Regions from separate parts of the Homo sapiens genome. Here region 1 is linked to region 2. A link is an interaction called in ENCODE POLR2A ChIA-PET data of the cell type or tissue named here. Cell type or tissue: OCI-LY7. All regions are shown on one strand.

The links. Peaks named below come from ENCODE experiments on the same cell type or tissue, not always from the same donor. Only the 100,000 strongest peaks of a DNase experiment are listed, where the experiment ranks them.
Region 1: POLR2A ChIA-PET joins it to region 2 with 13 read pairs; 2 of 35 experiments call an interaction of 5 or more read pairs at or near these places.

The regions. Positions count from the first base shown.
Region 1 is chr13:40,843,627-40,851,626 of GRCh38, forward strand. It overlaps the pseudogene TPTE2P5. Among named protein-coding and RNA genes, the nearest start is that of MIR621, 37 kb to the left of the region's middle. In OCI-LY7, no CTCF peak of the experiment used is centred here; no DNase peak of the experiment used is centred here.
Region 2 is chr13:40,990,158-40,998,157 of GRCh38, forward strand. The region is part of intron 1 of ELF1 (E74 like ETS transcription factor 1); the gene reads right to left. It also overlaps the pseudogene RGS17P1. Among named protein-coding and RNA genes, the nearest start is that of ELF1, 25 kb to the right of the region's middle. RefSeq lists enhancers at 2,734-3,275, 3,050-3,129, 3,276-3,816. In OCI-LY7, CTCF peaks have their summits at 2,718, 2,921, 3,132 and 4,130; DNase peaks (open chromatin) are centred at 2,733 and 3,174; H3K4me3 peaks cover 5,870 bases; H3K27ac peaks cover 7,939 bases.

The DNA.
Region 1 (8,000 bases), 150 kb before region 2:
ACTGGAAGAAGACAAGAATGCCTAGTCCCACCACTCCTATTTAACATAGTAGTTAAAGTCTTTTGCCAGAGCAATCAGGCAAAAGAAAGAAAAAAAAGGCATCCAAATAGGAAAAGAAAAAGTCAGACTATCTCTCTTCATCAACTGTATGATTCTATATCTACACAATCCAAAGAACTCCACCAAAAGGCACTTGGAACTGATAAATGACTTCAGTAAAGTTTTAGGATACAAAATCAATGTACAAAAATCAGTAGCATTTCTATACACCAATAATGTCCAAGCTGACAGCCAAATCAAGAACATAATCCCCTTTACAACAGCCACAAAAAATACAATACCTAGTTATACAGCTAACCAAGGAGGTGAAAGATCTCTACAAGGAGAACTACAAAACACTGCTGAAAGAAATCATAGATGACACAAACAAATGGAAAAACATTCCATGCTAATGGACTGGAAGAATCAATATCATTAAAATGGCCATGCTACTGAAGCAATCTATAGGATCAACATTTTTCCAGTCAAGCTACTAATATCATTTTTTTTACAGAACTAGAAAAAACTATTCCAAAATTCATGTGGAACCAAAAAAGAGCCTGAATAGCCAAAGCAATCCTAAACAAAAAGAACAAAGCTAAAAGCATCACATTACCCAACTTCAAACTATACCATAAGGCCACAGTAACCAAAATAGTGTCATACTGGGGGAAAAAAAAAAGACAAATAGACCAAAGGAACAGAAGAAGAACTCAGAAATAAAGCCAAACACAGAAATAAAGCCAAACACAGAAAGCCATCTGATCTTTGACAAAGTCAACAAAAATAAGCAATAGGGAAATGACTTCCTATTTAATAAATGGATAGTGGGCTAGCCATATGCAAAAGAATGGCTAGCTAGGATAGTGGGCTAGCCATATGCAAAAGAATGATCTGTACCTATGCCTTTCACCATATACAAAAATTAACTCAAGATAGATTAAAGACTTAATTGTAAGACCTCAAATTATAAGAATACCAGGAGAAAACCTAGAAAACAACATTCTGGATATTGGCCTTGGAGAAGAATTTATGACTAAGTTTTCAAAAGCAATTGCAACAAAAACTGACAAGTGGAAGCTAATTAAACTATAGAGCTTCTGCACAGCAAAGAAACTATCAACAGAGTAAACAGACAACCTATAGAATGGCAGAAAATATTTGCACACTATGCATCTGACAAAGGTTTTATATTCAGAATCTGTAAGAAACTCAAACAATTATTTAGGCAAAAACCAAAAAGCCCCATTAAAAATGGGCAAAAGATATAAACATACACCTCTCAAAAGAAGACATATGAGTGGCCAACAAACATATGAGAACATAGAACTACCATTTGACATTGCAATCCCATTACTGGGCATACATCCAAAGGAAAATAAATGCTACCAAAAAGACATGCACTGATATGCGCTTCTCAGCAACACTGACAATAGGAAAGACATAGAATCAACCTAGGTGCCCATCAATGGTGGACTGGATAAATAAAATGTGATACATATACACCATGGAATACTACACATTCATAAAAAAAATAAAATCATGGCTGGGTGCAGTGGTACATATACACCATGGAATACTACATTTTCATAAAAAATAAAATAAAATCATGCCTGGGCGCAGTGGTACATATACACCATGGAATACTACATATTCATAAAAAATAAAATAAAATCATGCCCGGGCGCAGTGGCTCACACCTGTAATCCCAGCACTTTGGGAGGCCGAGGCGGGTGGATCACCTGAGGTCAGGAGTTTGAAACCAGTCTGGCCAACATGGCAAAACCCCGTCCCTACTAAAAATACAAAAATTAGCCGGATGTGGTGGCAGGTGCCTGTAATCACAGCTACTCGGGAGGCTTAGGCAGGAGAATCTCTTGAACTTGGGAGGCAGAGGTTGCAGTGAGCCAAGATCACACCATTGCACTCCAGCCTGGGCAACAAGAGTGAAACTCTGTCTCAAAAAAAAAACAAAAACAAAATTATGCCCTATGCAGCATCATGTATGCAGCTGGAAGTCATTATCCTAAGCAAATTAATGCAGGAACAAAAAACCAAATACCATTTGTTCTCACTCATAAGTGAAAGCTAAACAATAGGTGCTCATGGACATCAAGGTGGCAATAATGGACACTGGGGAATTCTAGAGGGGGCACAGCAGAAAAGGGCACAGGCTGAAAAACCAACTATTGGGTCCTAAGCTCAGTACCTGGGTGATGCAATCAATCATACCCCAAACCTCAGCATCACACAATATATCCAGGTAATAAACCTGCATATGTACTTCCAAGTCTAAAATAAAAGTTAAATTATACCAAAAAAACTAAGCTCAAAAAGAAAAAGATGTCTTCTGCCCATTAAAAAAACAAGTAAATAAAGAATATGAGAATCATCCTATATCAGAAATCTATACTAATATAATTTATCATATTCATAGATTAAAGAAGACATACCTTACAATTATCTCAATTAATGCAGGAAAAAGCATTCACTAAAATTCAGCCTACACCTGTGACTTTAAAAATTAACAAAAACTAGGAAACTTCCTTAACTCAACAAAGAAAATCTAGCAAAATACCTACCAGGAACATCATATTAATGATGTAATATTGATAGCATTTTCTTTAAAGCCTGGAATTAAACAAAAATGCCTTCGGTTCATTGCTTCCATTTAACAATATACTGCAGAGCCTAACCAGTGTAGTCAGTGTAGTAAGTAAATCTGTAGAATAACTCCTTAGTCTAATGAGAGAGTTTAGGAAGATTTCTAGATGCAGGCTCAACATAAACAAAAATTAATAGCTAAATCAAGGAGGCAAGTTGAAATCTTTACAGTAATCGCTAAAAACATAGAAAAGGAGTACATGACTTTCAAGGTAATGACAGAAGGTGAGAAGGAAAGAATTATATTATTAAAATTCAATCAAACCAAAATGAAAGTCAGTAAGAATATAGAAGAGTTAAATAAAATAATTAACAAATAGATATACATAGAACACTGTTCTCAACAATGCATAATACATGTTCTTTACAAATGTACAGAAAAAATTTGACCAAACATCGACCAAATTCTGGGCCAAAAAGCAAGTCTAAACAAATTTCAAAGAAGTGAAAAAAATACATATGTTCTGTGTCCACAATACAGCATAACCAGAAATCAAAAACTTAAAGATCAATACAAAATTCTCATATGTTTGGAAATAAGGAAGTATACTTGTACATAACTCATGGGTCAAAAAAAAAAACAAGCATAGTCAAAGTTGGAAAATAGTTTGAACTAAGTAAAATGAAAACACTACAAATAAAAATTTATGGGATGAAGCTAAAGCAATTCTTAGAGGAAAATTTATAGCCTTAAATGCTAAATAGAAAAGAGAACGGCCAACACTCTAAGAATTACCCATCTCAAGAAGTCAGGAAAAGAACAAATTAACCCAAGGAGTACAGAAGAAAACACTAAATATAATAATAATTGATGAAATAAAAAATAGAGAACACCAATAAGGCCCAAAATTTGTTACTTTTGAAAAACTAGTAAAATTGATAAATCCCTGGTGAGACTAATCAAAAGAAAAAAGGGGAGAAGGTACCAAGTAAGCAATGTAAGAAATAAAAAAGGGAACACCTCTGTAGACATCAAAATGTTTAAATGATATGGTGAACAATTTGATGTCAGGACATTTGGAAAGTTAGATTAAATGGAAAATCACTGGGAAAACTATAACCTACCAAAATGGGCAAAAGAAATAAAATTATAAAAAATTCTATATATGGAATTGAGTCATAATTTAAAAACTTCTCTCCAGAGAAAACTCTAGGCCAATGTGGCTTCACCGGTGAATTTCACTTTACACTTAAGAAGAAAAAAAATCAACATGCATAAATTCACCCAGAGAATAAAAAAAGAGAAAATGAAATCTAACTCATTTTACAAAGCCAAGATTTGAAAAAACTATGAGAAAGGAAAATTATAACCAATTGCCCTGATGACATGAATTTGAAAATCCTAAATATTAACAAACAGAATCCCGCAATTTAATAATAAAATAATTTAATAATTATTTCATAAAATAATATAGTACAACTGAATTACATTTGTTCCAGAAATAAGTTGGTTTACCACTTAATCAATCAATGTAATTAACCACATTTATTTATAGGATAAAGGAGAAAAATTATCATCTCAAAGATTCAGAAAAATCTGAAAAAATTCAACACATTCATGATTGAAAAAAAAAAAACTCTTAGCAAACTAAATGATTTTCTTTTTTCTTTCTTCCTTTTTTTTTTTTTTTTGTTTTGTTTTTTGAGACAGTCTCACTCTGTCATCCAGGCTGGAGAACAGCAGTGCAATCTTGGCTCACTGCGACCTCTGCCTCCTGGGTTCAAGCGATTCTCGTGCCTCAGCTGGAGTAGTTGGGATTACAGGCATGTGTCACCACACCCGGCAAATTTTTGTATTTTTAGTAGAGACGGGGTTTCACCATGTTGCCCAGGCTGATCTTGACCTCCTAGCCTCAAGTGATCTGCACCCCTGGGCCTCCCAAAGTGCTGGGATTACAGGTCTAAGCCATGGCGCCCAGCCGAGGAATTTCTTAATCTGATAAATGGTAGGTAACACACACACACACACACACACACACACACACACACTCGTAAAGCAATTGGAGAGACATGGAAAGCTTTTCCTTTGAGAATGGAACTGTACGTTGATGGTTGCTATTGCCACTTCTAATTCTACACTGTACTGAATGTTCTAGCCACTGCTAAAGGAGAGAAATGACTGAAATGGAGAAAATACAATTTGTTATTTTTATATGATATAATCATGTAACATAAAATCCAAAATAATCTATTGATAAATTCATAGAACTAATAAGTGAGTTTAGGGTAGGCACGGTGGCTCAGGCCTGTAGTCCTAGCACTTTGGGAGGTGGAGGCTGAGGCTGGCAGATCACTTGAGCCCAGGAGTTTTGAGACCAACCTGGGCAACAGGGCAAAACCCCGTCTCTACAAAAAGGTCAAGAAATTAGCTGGGCATGATGGCACCTGCCTGCAGTCTTAGTTACTTGAGAGGCTGATATGGGAGGATCGCCTGAGCCCAGGGAGGTTGAGGCTGCAGTGAGCCATGATCATGCCACTGCACTCCAGCCTGGGTGACAGAATGAGACCCTGCCTCAAAAAAAAAGAGTGAGTTTAGTAAAGTTGCTAATTGCAAGATTAATAAATAAAGTGAACTGCATTTAAAACAACAAAAAAACATTTAGATAATAAACATTTTAAAAGTATATAATTTAAATAACCACAAAATATCAAATATCTAGGAATAAATATCACCAAAAATATGCAAGCTTTCTATACAGAAAATGAGAAAGCATTGTAAAGAGAAATTGAAGAGGACCTAACTAAATGAGAGAATACTTCTGTTCATGGGTTGGATGAGTCAATATTGTGAAGATTCAATTCTCCCCAATCTATAAATTCAACGCAATCCCAAACAAATTTCTATCAGTTGTGTGTAACTTGACTAGTTGATTCCCAAATTTATATGGAAATGTAGATGGCCTAAAATACCCTAACAACTGTGAAGAAAAAGATGATTGTGCTCACATGACTGGAAATGAGGACTTGTTAGAAAGCCACAGTAAGATAGTTGTGCTATTGGCACACAGATGAAAAATCAATGCACAGAATAGAAAGGTTAGAAACAGATTCATGTTCTGCAGGGTAGTAAAGAAATGAAAATATTCTCAACTAGTGTGCTGGAATAATTGGATAGCCATATATGGAAAAAGATTAAACCTGACGCCTTCCTCACACCACACACATAAACCAATTTTAACAGGAATGAACCTTCTAGAAGAAAATATAGTAGTAAAATATCCTTTAAACTCAAGGAAAATTTTCTGAATCAGGACACAAAAACACAAACTTTATAAAGGGAAAGCATGATACACATGATGGTAATACAACTAAGAACTTCTGTTAACCAAAAGATACTCCTAAGAGAGAAAAAAGGCAAATTATAGAGCAGAAAAGCTTTCTTGAAATACATATATGGCCAATAACAGAAATTGAAATCAGAATACATAAAGAACTCCTACAAATCAAGAGAAAAAAGACGAATAATCCAGGAGAAAAATGGGTAAGAAAATTAAAAAGTTACTTTGCAAAAAAGGATATCCAAATACTTAATAATCTTAAGAAAACATCCTCAATCTTATTAGTAATTATAGAAATGCAAATGATCACCACCATAAAATGCCATCACACAAACACCCAATGGCTAAAAATAAAAATACTCAGAATTGCAAGTATTGGGGAAGATATAGAACGCCTGGAGTGTACAAGTGGAGTAAAAATTGGTACAACTGTTTTAGAAAACAGGTAACATTATCAAGTAAAGTTCAAGACTCATTACCCTAAGACAGAACAATTTTAGTCCAAGGTACATACTCAACAAAAATATGGCCACATGTGCAACAAGAAACGTGTATTTTTAAAAGCAGCATTATTGGGCTGGGTGCAGTGGCTCATACCTGTAATCCCAGCAGTTTGGGAGGCCGAGGCAGACAGATCACTTGAGGTCAGGAGTTCAAGACCAGCCTGGCCAACATGATGAAACCCCATCTCTATTAAAAATACAAAAACTAGCTGGGTGTGTTGGTGGGCGCCTGTAATCCCAGCTACTTGGGAGGCTCAGGCACGAGAATTGCTTGAACCCAGGAGGCAGAGGTTGCAATGAACTGAGATCGTGCCACTGCACTCCAGCCTGTGTGACAGAGTGAGACTTTATCTCAAAAAAAAAAAAAAAATCAGCATTATTTATCACAGTAAAAATTGGAAACAACCCAAATGTAATAGAAAAAAAGAGATTCCATTTGCAGTCACAGTTTGTGTAGGAATGAATTTTTGAAAAGATGTGCAAACACATGATGAAGAAAAGTATAAAATATTATTAAAGAATGAACAAGATGATTCACATGTACAACTCAATATTGCAAAGTTGTCAGTTCTCTCAAGTTAATCTATAAATTCAATGTAGTTCCAATAAAAATCCTAAATGTGTTTTATTATGGCACTTGAAAAAATGATTTTAAAATTGAATGTAATAATAAAGTTCCAAGAAGAGCAAGACAATTCTGCCTTTATCAAACTATATTATAAGGCCACAATAATTACAAAAGTGGTATAGAGAACTTAGAAACAGTTTTGAATACTTACAGAAACTTGGTATGTGACTGAGAGGGATTACAAATTAATGGAGAACCAAATAGCATGCAATTGATGGTGTTAGCACAATTGGCTATCCATATGAAAAAAAAACTTCCCCCAACTTCCAATTAGATTAAAGACTCAAATATTAAAAATGAAACTTGAATATTTTTGAAGAAATGTGGAATATCTTTACTAAATCAGTATAGGGGTGAATTTCTTAAACATGATAGAAAGGCATGAAATACATACACATACATAGATGAACACATTTTACTACATTCAAAATTACAAACTTCTCTCTGAGCACAATGGCTCATGCCTGTAATCCCAGCACTTTGAGAAGCTGAGGTGGGTGGATCATTTGAGTCCAGGAGTTCAAGACCAGTCTGGGCAACACAGCAAGACCCTGTCTCTACAAAAAATACAAAAATTAGCCAGGCATGGTGGTGCTTGCATGTAGTCCTACCTACGCAGAGGGCCCGAGGTGGGAGGATCACTTGAGTCCCAGAAGGTTAAAGCTGCAATGAGCTGAGATTGTGCCACTGCACTCCAGCCTGGGTGACAGAGCGAGACCATGTCTCAAAACAAAACAAAAATTTACAAACTTTTGCACAACAAAATAAATCACAATCAAATTTAAAAGGCAACACATTGGGAGAATATACTTATAATACTAAGAAAAATTGGCGGTGAGATTCTTTGAAGAACTCCTATAAATCAATATAAAATATTTTTACTATCAT
Region 2 (8,000 bases):
TAAAGCTGGTAGGAAATACATCAGGTCTTTTACATTATTTCAATATTCAGTGTTCATTGACTAGTGGAGGGCAATATAGAAATGCACTAAGCAAAACTACCAGTTTAAGTTACCTCTTATGACAATGAGTAAGACTAAGATATTTAATATTGAAAGTATATGGAGGATTATTGTAATTATTTACCCAGATAGTTCAAGGGAAAAATTCACTTTCGCCTCTATTAGGTGAATATTCAGGATAAGACTTTTGGACTTTTATTTTTCTACTTTACTGTATTTTCTTTATAGCATGTATTAGTAATCACTTAATGGAACCTAATATCAGGGTTGAAGAATCTGCTCAGAATTTGTTTAGCTCAGTGTAAATGTCCAGAAATTTTACCTTCAATATAATCTCTTTAAAAATATATTACTTTGGCCAGGTGCAGTGGCTCACACCTGTAATCCCAGCACTTTGGAGGCTGAGGTAGGTGGAATGCCTGAGCTCAGGAGTTCAAGACCAGCCTGGGCAACATAGTGAAATCCCGTCTCTACTAAAAATACAAAAATTAGCCGGGCTTGGTGGTGTGTGCCTGTAGTCCCAGCTACTCGGGAGGCTGGGGCAGAATTGCTTGAACCCGGGAGACGGAGGGTGCAGTGAGCTGAGATCGCACCACTGCACTCCAGCCTGGTGACAGAGCGAGACTCTGTCTCAAAAAAAAAAAAAAAAAAATGTGTTACTTTACAGTGGAGAAACATAATAGATGCTAACTCAGCTAAGTGATCAAGGTTAACATCAACAGCTAAGAGAAGCCTAAAGTTTGAGAGACTGTCACAACTAAGAAGAGTCCTGATGATGGCATATACCTTTGATATCATGTGATAAGCATGGCACTTTACCTTTGTGTTCTTCCAAAAACCAAAAACCCATGTCTAGTCATGAGGAAAACATCAGACAAATCTCCACAGAGGGACATTCCACGAAATACCAGTTTATTTCTCAAAACTGTCATCAAAAACAAGGAAGCTTTCAGAACTGTCACAACTAAGAGAAGCCTAAGGAAACATGACAACTAAATGTAATGTGGTGGGATCCTGGGACAGGAAAGGGACATCAGGTTAAAAACTAAGGAAATCTGAATAAAGTATGAACTTAATGACCAATACTGGTTTATTAATTTTGACAGATGTCCCATAGGTCTGTAAGGGACCTTTCTATTTACAGTTTTTCTGTAAATATAAAACTACTCTAAAATTAAAGTTTTCATGGACACATTACTATTTTAAATTTTACTTTTATTGTAAACATTTTTATTTTTTCTTAGAGTCAGGGTCTCACTTTGTTGCAAAGACAGATCTGGAACTCCTGGGCTCAAGTGATTCTCTCGCCTTAGTCTCCCAAAGTGCTGGGGTTACAGGTGTGAGCCACCATGCCTGGCCCGTTACCACCTTTTATTAAGTTTTTATTTTCATTGTAAAATTGTTAAAGAAAATCATACTACCTTAATATTGAAAAGTGTTTTCTAATTGTCAATCTCTTATATCTTAGTCTTAGGCCTATAACTCATTTATATATTTAGCAAATAACTTGATATTATTTCTGTCCTTGGGAATGTTGTTTTATTTCCTTTGGAAATAAAATTTTCAAATGACTTCTCTTATTTAAACTTTAATTTTAACCTACAATTGTATATCTATCTATCTATGTATGTCATTGAAAGAAACATTTCTATAGATTTGAGGTGATGGTGAACTGCAAGTAGTGATTTGGGATCACATTATTGAGCAAAGCAATAACATTGATATAGTGTTCCATCTTAAAATATGATTGTATGTTCTGATGAATAGCTAAATCAGATGTTTATTGTATGTTTTGGAAAAAAATAGGGGAAAGTGCATTAAAATGACATTTAATACAAGCATAAAATAACAATTATTGTGTTGAAGAACTCTGATAAAATAATGTCACATTTTATTCTTTCCACGTTTATTTAATGCTCATAGCCATCCTGATAATTATTTTATTTGTCATTTGCAGATGAGAAAATGAACTCAGAGAAGATAAACGATTTGCCCAAAGTCGCATGAGACAGAAATGTAACTTGAAATCAAATTTGTAATTTTAAGTTCCTGATGTTTTTACACTACGCTCCCTAAGTGCATCTGTGAACACACATTTCCATTAGTAAGCATTGTATGTGGCATTCTTTTAATACAGCAATAAGAGCTAGATCTTTAGAAAGGAAATGTATCCAAGCTTAGGATAGAAACACAATCTGTTTATTATTCTAAAATGTTTATTTCTAACTGTTTAAAAGCTGTTATGCAGTGATAGCAGTTAGGTATAAGTCAACAGTTTTAAAATTCTAAAATTTCTGAAATGAGATTTAATATGAGAAATAATGAAGGAAGAATGAATTTCACATTGCACATATGACATATTTAAAAATATTACATTTGGTTATTGTCATCAATGCTTGATAGTGTTCCTTTTCCCTACTCATCTTAGAGCTTTTATCATAGGAATAAAATCAATTCCCAAACTGGGACCTTCTATCAGTTAGGGCAACATTTTCCTTTTGTAGTGTTTTCATTAGAGTCAAAGTCTTGAACATCCCCTGGAATTCATCTGAAAAGATGTTACTTGGGGCTGGAGAGAACTATACATGTGAGGATTAGGAGCCAACAAATTTCTGTTGATCACCTCTCTAACTCAAGAATTCTCTAGCTCGAGAATCAAGACTGACCTCTTTTGGTGATAGTACAGAAATGTAATCTTCATATATCATTCTAGCCTTTTCTCTTTTCTTTGATTACTTTTTTGTTCTGTTCTTTCTTTAAGTCTTCACAGGCAATCCAGAAAAGTAGGTTCTCTTTGTTGTATTCTGTTCAGAGGAACTCTCTGAAAAGGTTTCTTCCTGCTGGGGCCTTCATCATCTTGTCAAAATTTTGAGACCAGGGCAAGACTTCCTCTGCAGTGGGGTTTTGGCATTCCTCTAGGACCTGGATACTCTCCATTTTTGTAGTGTGTGTGGTTCTTCCTGCATTTTCCCCTTTCTTCATTCCTAACAGTGAGGCAGGAGCAGCTGCAACAACAGCACCAACAAAAGCAACAGATGTTGTTGGGCCTCTGGTTTCCAGGCGCTTGAGACACAGCAGGTGTTCCTTCATTTTGGGACTGCTGCCTTTTTCACATTTCAGCTACAAGACCCAATTAGCCAGTTGCCTGCAGGTGTGGGCAGTGCACCGATGGGTCTGGGGGGAGCGGGGCTGGGCGGCTCTGTCCTCTAGCGGAGCCCGTTTGCTACTATCCGCCCAACTTAAGCACCCAGCGGGCGAGGAACTAGTTTTTATTTATTTTTTAGAGACAGGGTCTCGTTGTTGCCCAGGCTGGAGGGCAGTGGCATGATCCTTGCTCACTATGGCCTCAAACTCCTGGCCTCAAGTGATCCTCCCGCTTCAGCCTCCTGAGTAGCTGGGGCTATAGGTGTGTACTACCACACCTGACTAATTTTTTATAATTTCTTTTGTAGAGAAGGGGTCTCATCATCTTGTTGAGGCTGATCTCAAACTTCTGAGCTCAAGCAATCCTCCCGTCTAGGCCTCCCAAAGTGCTGGGATTATAGGCATGAAACACTGCACCTGGCCGGGTTCTTTAATTTAAATTAGGCATTTTTTAATTGAGGGGGAGTAAGCAGAGGGAAGTGCCCAGGACGTTATCAAAAGTATAGTTTTATTTTTATGTAAATAAAGCACAAATCGATTTTTTTTTTGTATAGGATGTCTCAATCAAACTTCTGGTGACTTAAGCAAACCTGAAACAGGTTTTGGCAACTTGATCAAGGTCACCTTAGCTTCAACCATGCTAATAATAAAAAAAAAAAATCAATATGATCAAACTAAACAGACTGACTTTTCTATGTGTTTGCCTTTTTGCTGACAACCAGGTGAAAAGTTCCAGGACTCTGAAGGCAGGGCCACAATTACTCACTACCCAAACCTGAAATTCCAGTTCTTTCACATAGTTCTTCACTTCCCATCATTGGCCACTTGGACTAACCTGGTATCAGAATACACTGATACCAGGGTAGCATTTATAGCACCCTGCAGAACAGCCAAACAGACTGAATACCTAGACCTGTCCATACCTGTGGTCTCAAGTTTAACTCTTTTTTTGAGCATGTTCTGAAAACAAAGAGAATTCAAAATCAAAAGAGAAATATCAGCCAGGTGCAGTGGCTCATGCCTGTAATCCCAGGACTCTGGGAAGCCCAAGAGGGCAGATCACTTGAGGTCAGGAGTTCAAGACCAGCCTGGCCTACATGGTGAAACCTCGTCTCTACTAAAAATACAAAAATTACCTAGGCATGGTGGGGGGGTGCCTGTAATCCCAGGTACTTGGAGGCCGAGGCACGAGAATCACTTGAACCCAGGAGGTGGAAATTGCAGTAAGCTGAGATCGCACCACTGCCCTCCAGCCTGGGCAACAGAGCAAGACTCAGTCTCAAAAAGAAAGAAATAAACAAGCGAAATATCTAACAGTTATGAGATACTGTTTTAATTCTGTTCATTAAAAAGAAAACATAAACATGCTAAAACGTCTTTATCAGCAAAACCTGTTCAGGCAGTTAAAAAAATTTCTCTCTCCAACAAACAAGATTTAACTTGCAAGTAAACTGTTTCATTTCTGTGACCCTTTATTCTCCCAGTTAATACTTCCATTTTCTTAGAAAAGACATGCCCTAGTGCAATGGTTCCCCCATCTGAGAATACAGCAGATTCCCATTAGTAACTGTTTCATGCTGGCACTGATTGGGGGTGAAAAGCCAGGGATATGTTGTTTCAAAGTTCCCCAGGAGATTTTGCTACATGACACGCCTCCCCCACCTCCAATTCCCACACAGCATAACTCTCTTCTGGTAGAAACTGTATTCTGTTATAAGAAGTTTCACTCTTACACGGAGGCACACCAACAACTGAAAGCAAGATTTAAAGGTCATCTAAATCACTTCATGCTCATTATTAGGTGAAATGCTCTTTCATATATTTATTTGATCGGCCCTTACTACCTCTATTCTAGCCCCACTCCAGTGGCTCTTAAGCCTGGAGTAGGAGTCATTTACCAAAAGTGAAAATATGATCAACTTACTTCTCTGACAATTAATGGCTTCCATCACCTACAGGCAAAACTCCAAATGTATTAACAAGGCTAAAATAGCTCCTCATGATGTGGAAGGTGTGAGGAAATGGTAGTCAGATTTGTAAGACAGGATGTCTGAATACCTAGACTGGAGAAGTGAACGGAAATATTCTATGGATTGAGCTTAAAAATACACCTATAACCTATAGTAATCAAGACAGTGAGGTACTGGTGAAAGAACAAAATAGATCAATGGAACAGAATAGAGAGCACGGTTAATGGCACCACATAAATATAGTCAACCATCTTTGTCAAGGACAAAGGCAATACAATAAAGAAAAGAGTTTTTTCAACCAACAGTGGTAGAAAAACTGGATATCCACATTAAAAAAAAAAAAAAGAATCTAGACACAGACCTTATACCCTTCCCAGATATTAACTCAAAATGGATCGCAAACCTAAATGGAAAATAGGAAACAATAAAACTCCTAGAACATAGCATAGGAGAAAAATCTAGATGCATGTGGGTTTGGTGATGACTTTTTATAGATACCAAATGCAGGATTTATCAAAGGAAGAATTGATAAGCTGGACTTCATTAAAATTAAAAATTTTGCTCTGTGAAAGACAATGTCAAGAGAATGAAAAGACAAACCACAGATTAAAGGACTGTTATCTAAAATATGCAAGGACCTCTCAAAACTCAGAGAAAATAGCCTGATTTTAAAATGGGCCAAAGACCTTAACAGACACCTCAGCAAAGAAGATATACAGATTAGCATATGAAAAGAAGCCCCACACCATATGTCACTGGGGAAATGCAAACTAAAATGACAATGAGGTGTCACTACAAACCTATTAGAATGGCCAAAATCCAGAACACTGACAACACCAAAAGCAGGCAAGGATGTGGAACAATAGGAATTCTCATTCACTGCTGGTAGGAATGCAAAATGGTACACTTTGGAAGACAGTTTGGCAGTTTCTTACAAAACTAAACATACTCTTACACCATAGAGCTGTGCTCCTTGGTATTTACCCAAAGGAAGTAAAAACTTATGTCCACACAAAACCTGCACATGGATGTTTACAGCAGCTTTATTCATAATTGCCAAAACTTGTAAGCAACGAAGATGTCCTTCAGTAGGTGAATAAACTGTAGTGCATCCACATAATGAAATATTATTCAGCACTAAAGAGAAATAAGCTATCAAGCCACAAAAAGACATGTGGAAACTTAAATGCTTATTACTAAGTGACATTTGCCCAAACCCATAAAATGTACACCACCATAAGTGAACCCTAATGTAAACTATGAACTTCAAGTGACAAAGTGTCAGTGTAGGTTCATCAACTGTAACAAGTGCACCGCTCTGGTGCAGGTGATTAGCGAGAGGCTGATAACGGGGAGGCTATGCATGTGCAGGGGCAGGAGGTATATGGGAAATCTGTACTTTCCTCTCAATTTTACTGTGAATCTAAAATGGCTCTAAAAAATAAAGTCTTTTTTTTTTTTAAACTATAGCTCCAACACAATCTTAATACTCTTCACTATCATCTCAAAAACAACAATCCAGCAGTTCTGCATTTTATAGTTCCCCAACTTCCCCATCCCACTATTGAAGAAGCCGAAGTCAGCCCTGCCTTAATCTCACCAAGAACCCAATATATACTACCTCTTTCCAGGCCTTCTGTCTGTACTCACTGCCACCGAATCCAGACCTTTCCAACTACTCTCTGACAATCACAACCTTTTGTTCCTGTGACATTTTAGGATCCTCTTTCAAGTCACAGTGCAACCAGGTTTAAGGACATAATCTCCAGGGAAATAAACATTTCCATCTTTTCCCAAGTTACCAACACATTTGAAAGACTTTATGATTCCTTGTGCACAAAACTTCCTGCTCCCTGTGTGAGTGAAAAAAAACCCTGAATGATCTGTTTTCACAGTCTACCTCTTTTCTTCTTCATTTATTATTTTAATCTTTTTTTTTCTTTTGAGACGGAGTCTCACTCTGTTGCCCAGGCTGGAGTGCAGTGGTGCAATCTCGGCTCACTGCAACCTCCACCTCCTAGGTTCAAGCGATTCTTCTGCCTCTGCCTCCCGAGTAGCTGGGACTACAGGCACCCGCCACCACGCCAGGCTAATTTTTGTATTTTTAGTACAGACAGGGTTTCACAATATTGGCCAGGCTGGTCTCAAACTCCTTACCTTGTGATCCACCCACCTTGGCCTCCCAAAGTGCTGGAATTACAGGTGTGAGCCACTGCACCCGGCCATCTTTTTTCTTTTTTTTTAAGAGATGGAGTCTTGATATGTTGCCCAGGCTGGTCTCAAATTCCCAGGCTCAAGCATTCCTCCCACCTTGGCCTCCCAAGTGCTGGGATTACAGGTGTGAGCCACCACACTCAATATCCTCTTTTCTTCTTTAAATTACATAAAACGATTCTAAGTCAGCTTGGATATCATCAAAGAGTTCTGATGTTTCATGTCAGGATCTTTAAAATGAGATTCTTCCTACAATCATCTTTGTAACTGTCTGGCAATCATCTAAGCTTCTAAACTCAAATGAACCCAAAAAACAAGAAGCAGGCCAGGCGCAGTGGCTCATGCACATAATCCCAGCACTTTGGGAGGCCGAGGTGGTCAGATCACTTGAGGCCAGGAGTTTGAGACCAGCCTGGGCAAAAAGGTGAAACCTCATCTCTACAAAAATAAAAAAATTCGCTGGGTGTGGTGGAGCCTGCAGTCTCAGCTTACCCGTGAGGTTGAGGCGGGAGGATCACTTCAGCCCAAAAGGTGGAGGTTGCAGTTAGCTGAGATAGCATCACTGTACTCCAGCCTGGAAGACAGAGAGACCCTGTCTCAAAAAAACAAAAC